Linked DNA regions of Mus musculus: regions 1 and 3 are each linked to region 2. A link is a contact called in ENCODE POLR2A ChIA-PET data. All regions are on one chromosome and are shown on one strand. The core of a region is the stretch at or near the end of the contact, and the rest is flanking DNA. Distances in the headings are between cores, read along the strand shown. Region 1 holds the start of Klhl11 (kelch-like 11). Region 2 holds the start of Dnajc7 (DnaJ heat shock protein family (Hsp40) member C7). Region 3 holds the start of Jup (junction plakoglobin).

What was found. ChIA-PET counts read pairs that join two places held with the same protein, here RNA polymerase II (POLR2A).
Region 1: POLR2A ChIA-PET joins it to region 2 with 15 read pairs in embryonic stem cell. The contact joins the promoter of Klhl11 here to the promoter of Dnajc7 in region 2. POLR2A ChIA-PET finds 5 or more read pairs at or near these places in 3 of 5 experiments (Patski and embryonic stem cell).
Region 3: POLR2A ChIA-PET joins it to region 2 with 17 read pairs in embryonic stem cell. The contact joins the promoter of Jup here to the promoter of Dnajc7 in region 2. POLR2A ChIA-PET finds 5 or more read pairs at or near these places in 3 of 5 experiments (Patski and embryonic stem cell).

Annotation. Positions count from the first base shown.
Region 1 is chr11:100,471,372-100,474,088 of GRCm38, forward strand. Klhl11 (kelch-like 11) reads right to left here and starts at 1,411. Exons shown (of 2, transcript NM_172565.2): 1 at 810-1,411. The coding sequence starts at 1,357.
Region 2 is chr11:100,618,218-100,621,123 of GRCm38, forward strand. It overlaps Dnajc7 (DnaJ heat shock protein family (Hsp40) member C7), which reads right to left and starts at 1,410. Exons shown (of 14, transcript NM_019795.5): 1 at 1,311-1,410. The coding sequence starts at 1,387. It also overlaps a transcript of Nkiras2 not described here.
Region 3 is chr11:100,396,477-100,399,617 of GRCm38, forward strand. Jup (junction plakoglobin) reads right to left here and starts at 1,314. Exons shown (of 14, transcript NM_010593.2): 1 at 1,160-1,314. It overlaps Gm12348 (predicted gene 12348), which reads left to right and starts at 1,640. Exons shown (of 4, transcript NR_132425.1): 1 at 1,640-1,661.

The sequences.
Region 1 (2,717 bases), core at 161-2,660, 150 kb before region 2:
ACAGCTGTAATAATTATTCAACATGCTATATATTCGCTGTTAAACATCAGAGAGTTTGATAAGGAAAAGGATTTTCATGTGTTTTGATCACTGCTGGATATACCCCCTCCCCCAGCACTGTAACGAGGTCAGTGTCTAGCGCTCCAGAGGTATGTGTTAAAGGATTTGTAACAGTACCAGCATCTCCACCTGCCTCCGAACCAACCTCTGTGGCGTCCTTTCTGGCTCCCCACAATCCATTTTCCACAATCCACTTTTCACTTTTGAAATATTTAAATATTTCGTATTTAAATATTAAAATCAGATAATCTCTCTACCCAGTTTCCCATCCATCACACTCAATAAAATCCAAACATTCCTCACACACACCCTCTGGTCTTTAAACCCAGCATATCCGGAATCGCTGGATTTTCTTTTTAACGTCCTTTCTTCTCTAAGCCAGCCTGGACCCTGACTGAGGCCTTTGGGAAGCCTGTAATGTGCACCCATTCCCTTTTGTACGGCCAATTTCTCTTGCCACTGCGAAGCTGGTTTAAATGACATTTCCTCCGATCCGTAGCTAGCCCTTCACCGTTTTTTAAATGTCATCATCACAGGAGTCGAACACGACCCACCGTTTTTCATCGCCTTTGTCCCTACCACCTGAAATCTGCGCTCAGGGGTGCAATGCGCACAAGCTAGACTCTCAGGGGGCATCCTCAGTGCCAGGCGCGGTGGCTGTCCCGTCGCGGGCATAATGAGGGAGCTGGCACCACAGACACTGCCCCCCACCCCCCAACCCAGCCCTCGCTCGCCCACGGTCGTCTCACCTGTCGGCCAGCTCCAGCACCTCGTGCACGCTGCCGGTGCTCACTCGGATGCGGCCGGTGTACATGTACTCGATAACGGCTTCCACCGTGTCAGGTTCGGGTCCGGGCTCTGAGCTCCACTTGCGCATCTCCACCCGGCCCGAGCGCGATTCCGAAAACTGACCCGAGAGTAAGGGCGTGAAGTACTCGGTGGCAGCGGCCAGCACCGAGCGGTGGGCACGGAACTCGCGACCTCCGGCCCCGCCGAAGCACAGGGTGATGTCGCAGAACAGGCCTTGACGCCGCTGCTCGTTCTGCCGCCAGGACAACTCGGAGCAGTGAGTGCTGCACTCGAAGTCCTCGGCCTCTGGGCCCGGATCGCTCCCGCCCGTGTCGACGAGGGTAGAGATGCCGGCCCCGGTCACGAAGTCTACCGTGCCACTGCCTCGGACCTCAGCGGCCAGGCTCGCGGAACCGGCGACGGCAGTCTCCATGCTCTCCATCTCCAGCACTTGAAAAGATGCAGCCGCGGCCGCAGCGGCAGCTGCCGCCGCCACAGCCGCCGCCATCTTGACGCCGCCGTACCGGCCCCCTCAGCTTCCGAACGGTGCGGCAAGTCTGATGCGACACAGAGGCATTCTGGGATTAAATAGTGCGCGCGGGGCGGAGCCGCGCCTGCGCACTTCTGCCGTGCTTACGCCCTCTAGCGAGGCAAGCGCAGTTCTCGGAGCCAGAAAAAAACTCAGGTCTACCTTTTCTCGCCCCTCCATTATGGTGGCCCCCTGTGCTTGTTTTGTTGAATTTTCTTCTACTTTATGTTGCTTTGGAGTGTATCCTCGCCATCACACGCACACACATTTTTTGTTTGTTTGTTTGTTTTTTAACTTTGTAGACCATGATAGCCTGGAACTCACAGAGATCCACCTTACCCCTGCCTCTGCTGGCCTGTGCCAATCCCAGCACTTGGGAGGCAGAGGCAGGCTGATCTCCCTGAGTTCGAGGACCTAGTCTCAGAAAGGACAGCCAGGAATACACAGAGAAACCCCGTCTTAAAACACAAAACGATTGACTTTGGAGAGAAAGTAATTTTTAAATTTTATTCTTATCAAAGTGTCTGTGCACAGGTCCTACAGAGGACAGGTAGGTGTTAGATTCCCAGTAGCTGGAGTTAAAGGCGGTTAAAACCCCCCTGATAAGGGTGTTGGGAGCCAACAATCAAACTGATTCTCTGAGAGAGTACTCCTAACTGCTAAACTATCTTTCCAATCCAGGAGGGGGGCAGTATAAAGAAAAATAACTTCGTTAAAGTTATTTATTTTTGCAGGTGTCTCTCATGTAGCCCAAGGTGGCCACACACTTGCTGTGTAGTTAAGGATGACTTTGAACTCCTGATTCTTCTCCTGGATTTTGGGATTACTAAAATGTTCCTGAGCACACCCAATTTTGTTTTGTTTTGTTTGTTTGTTTTTTGTTTTGTTTTTTGAGACAGGGTTTCTCTGTGTAGCTATGGCTGTCCTGGAACTCACTTTGTAGACCAGGCTGGCCTCGAACTCAGAAATCCACCTGCCTCTGCCTCCCAAGTGCTGGGATTAAAGGCATGCGCCACCATTGCCCGGCGAGCACACCCAATTTAACATGAGCTATGTAAGAAACCAGGGCAAGCCTGGCGTGGTGGCGCACTTCTTTAATCCCAGCACTCGGGAGGCAGAGGCAGGCAGATTTCTGAGTTCGAGGCCAGCCTGGTCTACAGAGTGAGTTCCAGGACAGCCAGGGCTACACAGAGAAACCCTGTCTCGAAAAACAAAAACAAAAAAAAAGAAACCAGGGCAGTTTAGTCACCCCAGCACCAATAAGTAAATAGCCCTAAAAATTACATTTATTTATTTTTATGGTAGGGTATTCGTGTGGAGTACAAAGCACAATTTAATG
Region 2 (2,906 bases), core at 160-2,659:
CTCATTTGGCAATACCTTAAGTTATATAGGAGCGGATGATGCTTAACTCCAGACACTGTAATGACATGGAAACTCAAACAGGAGGAGGAGGAGGCAAGGCTAAACTTGATAGCTCTTGATCAACTACACTTTGTCTAGCATCTCAGCTTTCAAGTCAGGTACTACCATACACCTGATGACTACAATATTCCCCGTATCTCTCCGAGTACCGCTTATAAGTCTAACTTGGACAGTAAACCCCTCAGAATCCTGATTTCTAGACCTCCTGAACTGACTCTGTTCAAATTATTCAGCCTGAAGACATTCCCTACAGGCTTGGTATGAACATGAACCACAAGGGAAGGAGAGTAAGGGGACTGTAGTCCATCCTAAGAAAAGGATCAAATTAATCATGCTACTGATAAAAGAATCAGTTCACCTTTGGTATCAGAACAAGTCCCGCCCGCTCCCAAGCGTACTCTAACCCCCCCACCCCACCCCACCCCACCCCGCTTTGAAAACCCGTTCTTAAGCTGGTGTCGGAATTCACCAAGTGTTCGAGAAAAACCACTCACTCAGCACCTCCCTAGGCTAGGCCAGACTAGCAATCCCGAGCCACTGCAGCTGCCCAGCAGTGCCAACTGCATTTAAACAGCTGTTCTCCTTGAGCTTAAGAATGCTCTTGGGAGGAATGGCGAAGAAGCGTCTGCCCCCGTACTGCAAGAGACAAGCTCCTCATTCGCCCTTCTGTCTATCCATTCTTAACTTCTACGGCTATCGGGGAGTGGGGGGCGACCAGGTCCATACAGTGAGCATCCAATTCTCTCAGCCTCACACTAGAGACCACTAAGGGTCATTAGTGAGGAAAGGGAAGTGAGGAGGAGAATGCGGGCTTCGGAGACGACCAGTCAGGACGGGCAACAATGCACACAAGTTAACCAGAGCGGGCGGAGGTCGGGGCTCTGTTAAGGAAGTCGTCATTGTCGCCGCGACGCCTCCCCCACTCTGCAGCCGACCTCTGGGGTTCCTACCCTTCCCCCCGCCCCCGCCCGGGAACCCGGCCTCCACGATGAAGTCCACCTTCCTCCCCGCGGCAGAACAAGACCATGCCTCAAGCTCCCTGCTAGGCGGAAGCAGAAGGGGACAGCAGACCCCCTAAGTGTACCCCTTCAGAGGGATCTCGGTCGACTCCAGCTCAGATGGGGGCGGGGGGTGTCTGCAGGAGAGCCATCGTCTCTGCATCTGGGGGCTGCCTCGCTGGCGGGTCCACCTGCCCCAAGCCACGAGCTGCAAGCTCGTCTCCTCCATGACTCTACCACCCGGTTGGTTACCTCTTGGCGTCTTCGTCCTCCAGCAGTTCAGGCTCGGTCGCCGCCATTACCACATCGCACTCCGCGGTAGCCGCCATCTTACCGCCGGGACCAGAGAGCCGGGTGGGAGGCAGACGGTGTAGAGCACTTCCGGTCGGAGCATCGAGCCGCTCGGCGGCGCCGCGCCCAGAGGGACTCCCTCGAGCCCGTCTACCAACGAGAGGCTCCGCTTGGGGCCAGAGCGGCCTTCCATCCCTGGAGGTCCACGGTGGTCTCCGCGCTGGGGCGGGGGCCCAGGGACGGTTCCTGTGCGTAGGGGGCGCCACTTTACCCGTGAATAGGAGGAGGGTACAGAAGGAGGTTGCCTCTCTGGGCCTAAGCTTGCCTCAGTATCCCTACAGCCCGGTTGCCATAACAACTAGCAATCCTAGAGAGCCTCCGGTAACGCTTGGGAGTCCCTGGTGGGTGGAGACGGGGTCCCCAAGACACTTGAGGAAGAAAAGCCCCCCCCAAGACTACCTTCCTGACTTTGCAGTGTGTCCACAGCTTCCTCCCTGGAAAGGCATGAAGAGCTACTTTGAGCCCAATCCCCAGCTTCATCAGTTCCTGGAAGCCCTGCCCAACCAAGCGAGGGGAACGCAGGGCGTCTTCACCCTGCTCCTTTCATCCTCCACGGATCTCTAAGCACCAACTGGTTCATCACCCCAATGACGCGGACCCTTTTATGAGGCTGCTTTCATGTCAGCCGCTTGGGAGTGCCATCTCAGCGTTAAGCCTAGAAAGGATGACATGGCGCGCCAGCCCCTGCCCCGGAGTTTATAAGGCAGCTCATGGGGTGAGGTCCCTTTTCCTCAGTGTCCCCTGTACTCCTACTTCTCATAAACTCTACCCAGCACGCTTGTCTGGCCAGATGTTGTCTGGATTGGGAAGACAGCATAATTATCTTTGTAGTACCACTACCACACACAACAGTGTTGGATTAAATTGAGGCCCTCTGAGGTTAAATGTGGGGAGGAGACGACCTTGAAATTGTAATTTAAAGCCAAAAGGAACGAAAATAAGACAATGGAATTTAAATTTCCCTTAAGGAAAGTGTGTGTCAAAGTCCCTAACCTTATTTGTAGGTCCTTATCATTACTGACGGAGTGGAAACTACCTGGGCCACTGGATAGAGAATGATAGCTGGACCTCAGTGAATTGAAATGCTGTGACCCTTTAATATGGTTCCTCCTGTCATGGTGATCCCCAGCCGTAAAATTATTTTTTGTTGCTACTTTGTAGCTATAAATTTTCTACTCTTATGAATTGTAATGTAAATATTTTTGGAGATAGAGGTTTGCCAAAAAAAGTCATGACCCACACAGGTTGAGAACCACTGCCTTAATTAACGAATTTAATTTTTCACCCATTTTTCAACAACGGGGGGGGGGGAAACAATTTTTTTCTTCCTTCCTGAATTTCTTATGTTAGATTTCTTCTGTTCATCTGTTCAACATGAAACCTGGGGTAAATCACACAGACCCACTGCCCTTAGCTTGAAACCTTGTCATCAATGCTTTTTGTCCCCACACCACACATCCCCCAAGTCTTTTCATCCCAAACTCTTAAACAATAAAC
Region 3 (3,141 bases), core at 64-2,563, 220 kb before region 2:
GGAAGGAAGAAGACACTTCCCCTTTCAGCAACGCCCCCACCCCACCCCCATTGGTCCCTACCTCAGGCCTTAGGGGCCTGGCAAACAGGATGGAGTTGGGGGCAGGGAGAACAGGGTCAAAGCGCACACACTGGCTACGTTCAGCTTGGAGCTGACTGGGGGAAGGGGTTTTCCTCCAAGAAGTACCACCAAGCCTAGAATCAGCTCTCAACAAGGAGACTAGAAAAATCCTAGAAAAGGCTCCCATGGTTACTTTCTCCTGGAAAGTTTGTTTGGAGTGATTTCTCAACAAGAATGGGTTGCAGAAATCAAAAGATATTGCTGTTTCCCTATCAACACTCTGGAAACCACAGCTACTAAAAACTGGGCGAGTGCTTCTTAAATTTTCTCTACCGGCCCAGACTCCAGGCCAAGCCACCAGTGTCAGACATCGGTAGGGCACTCAGCCCAGACCCTTCACCAGTTCCCCAGTCACCCTATCCCACCTCCGTAGGAGAAGGCATTGACCGGCGTACACTAGAGCGGAGGGAGGCGCCACAGGTCCAGCTCGGAGCTGCAGGGCAGGGCCTCCGTCTTCCAAGCGCTCACCTGCTCTGCTCAGCAGGTGGGAATTGCGTCCCTGGGAAAATGTGCACTCGGCCCCCACAGTTTGGAAAGCTGGGCGCAGACAATAGGGCCCCACCCAGGCCTGGGGGAGTAGGGAGGGAGGGAGAGAAAGCGAGGATGACGCGTGGGGTGCGGTGAGGGTGGCCCCAAAGAGACTAGGCAGCAAGTTTCCCAAACGGTAAATTCCTGTCACCGTGAGCTCCGGGACCAGGCGGAGCGGGTCAAAGTCTGCTCGGTCAGCTCCAGGGGAGAGTCAGGGACGCCGTGTTAGGCGAGCTCTGGGGCCCTGGGGGAGGCGCGAACTCCGAGGCACCTGCCCTAGTTCCTCCCCACCCTTCTCAGACCTGCGGTTCACCGAGCCTGGAGGGGCGCTCCAACCCAGATTGCTTGTCCCAAGGGTCCCGCGCCCCGGACCCCAGCGCGCCCCCTGTCGCTGGTGTAGGATGCGCTCCCTGACACCCGCCCTCACCTGCCCTGAAACCGCTGGAACCAGCCTCCCGGCCGCTTGCTGTCCCTACTCTCCCACAGTGATTCGTACCCCGATCGGGTGTACCTGAGCGTGGAGCCGGGCTGAGCCGAATCGGGGTCGGGTCTGGCCGGGAGGGAGCCGGCGCGGGCAGCGAACTGAGCTCGGCGCACTCGGGCGGCGGCTGCTCCGGACTCTGGCCAAGGCAGCAACTCAGTAACCGAACAAAAGGCAAAGGGACCTGACAGCCAAGCCACACCTCTCGCCCCCTCGAAGCTCCGCCCCCTAGGGAGACTCCCACCCTCTGAGGCTATCTCACTGGCTGCCCAGCCTGACTATCCCATCGAGGGGCGGAGCCTCGCGCCGGGACCTCTACCACGGCCGCCTCTGTTTATGCGCTCACCATTGGCCCCAGGGACTGCCACTCGACTCTGGGGTGGACGCCAACTTGAGGTCTCATCCTCACTCTGCATCTATTGGCAAATAGAAAGTTTCTTCTTTATGATTGGACAGAGGGCTGTCAGTAAGACTAAGGAAAAAGCCAATGGATCAGGTGGGGCGTGACTTGCCCCACCCTAGCCCTGAGCAGGTAAGACTCATTATTCTCCCCTTCCCCCCCTACCTGTCCAACAGGTGAGTCAGGGGGAGGCATGGGAAAGGACTGACGCCTTCACTAGCCAGCCAACTCAGCGTCAGGCTTATTCATTCTTGCCTCAACGTAGTAATAAGATGTTTGTAAAGCATTTCATAGGCTTTGTGCTGGGTTGGGATTTTCTCCCCCCTACAAAAGATGGAGTGTTCCCTGATCCCTTCTGTTTAGAATTAGCAGGCCTGGGTTTGGGTTCTCCCCTTAATCTTTGTATGACCTTAGGCTAGTTAGTGTACCTTTCACCCTGTATCTCTTCTGTAAAGTGGGTTCATTAGCTTTATCTATCTTAGGTTGGAGAGATTAAATGAAATAAGCTTTGTAGTAGCACTTAAACAGCTGAGGAATGTCAGTATTTAAACTGTCTCAGTTCGAGACAGTTCTTAAAAAGTGCTGGAGCAGCCAGGCAGTGGTGGCACTCGAGGAGGCAGAGGCAGGCAGATCTCTGTGAGTTAAGAGGCCAGCCTGGTCTTCAAAGTGGGATCGAAATGATCCATGTTAAAAGAATATTTTTAATGGGCTTGTGTGGTGCCTCAGTTGTGCAGATGTGACCACCCGAGTCTGATACCTCATGGAGGGAGACAACAGCCAAGTCTCACAGGTTGTCCTCTGTCCTCTGATCTCCCGCCTTGGCACAAGTGCCACACACATAAAAGTAAATAAAATGTAATGCGATTTTAAAACTACGCTCCAAAGAGATCACAAGACTAGGAAATATGGTACACTCTAAACTCCGACACCTTCTTTCTTTTTTTTTTTTTTTTGTTTTTGTTTTTGTTTTTGTTTTTCCAGACAGAGTTTCTCTGTATAGCCCTGGCTATCCTGGAACTCACTTTGTAGACCAGGCTGGCCTCGAACCCAGAAATCCACCTGCCTCTGCCTCCCGAGTGCTGGGATTAAAGGCGTGCGCCACCACGCCTGGGCCGACACCTTCTTTCAAGTCCCAGAGCAGAAGGGTCAGTGTGTTTTGGGGGTGGGGCGGGGGGGGGCTGGATACTGCTCCAGGGAGAAACAGACAAAGGAGATTAAATAATGATGTAAGGAAACTTTGACGGATTTGGGGGAAAATCAGACATTAGATGGAAAGAAAGGGAGCAGAGGTCTAAACCAAAGCGAGGCAGCAAGCCCCTTCAGAGTAGACAAGGCTGTTGAGCCATCCAAAAGAACTCAGTAGGTGGCCTAAGGAGCCGTGGGTATTTCTTCCTGTGGTTGATGACTGCTGTTGCGGCTGTAACATGAACCCAAGGCATGAACCAAGGTACTGAGTACCAACTGTATGCTGGGTGCCAGCCTAGACCTTGGCTGCACAGAAAATTTAAAGTATCCTAACTCTCAGAGAGCGTACAGAGTGACAAGAGGAAACAGCTTGTGTGGGTGGGAGTTGGGGGAGTGGCTGTTTAGAAAAGGACTTCCTGAAAGCGCG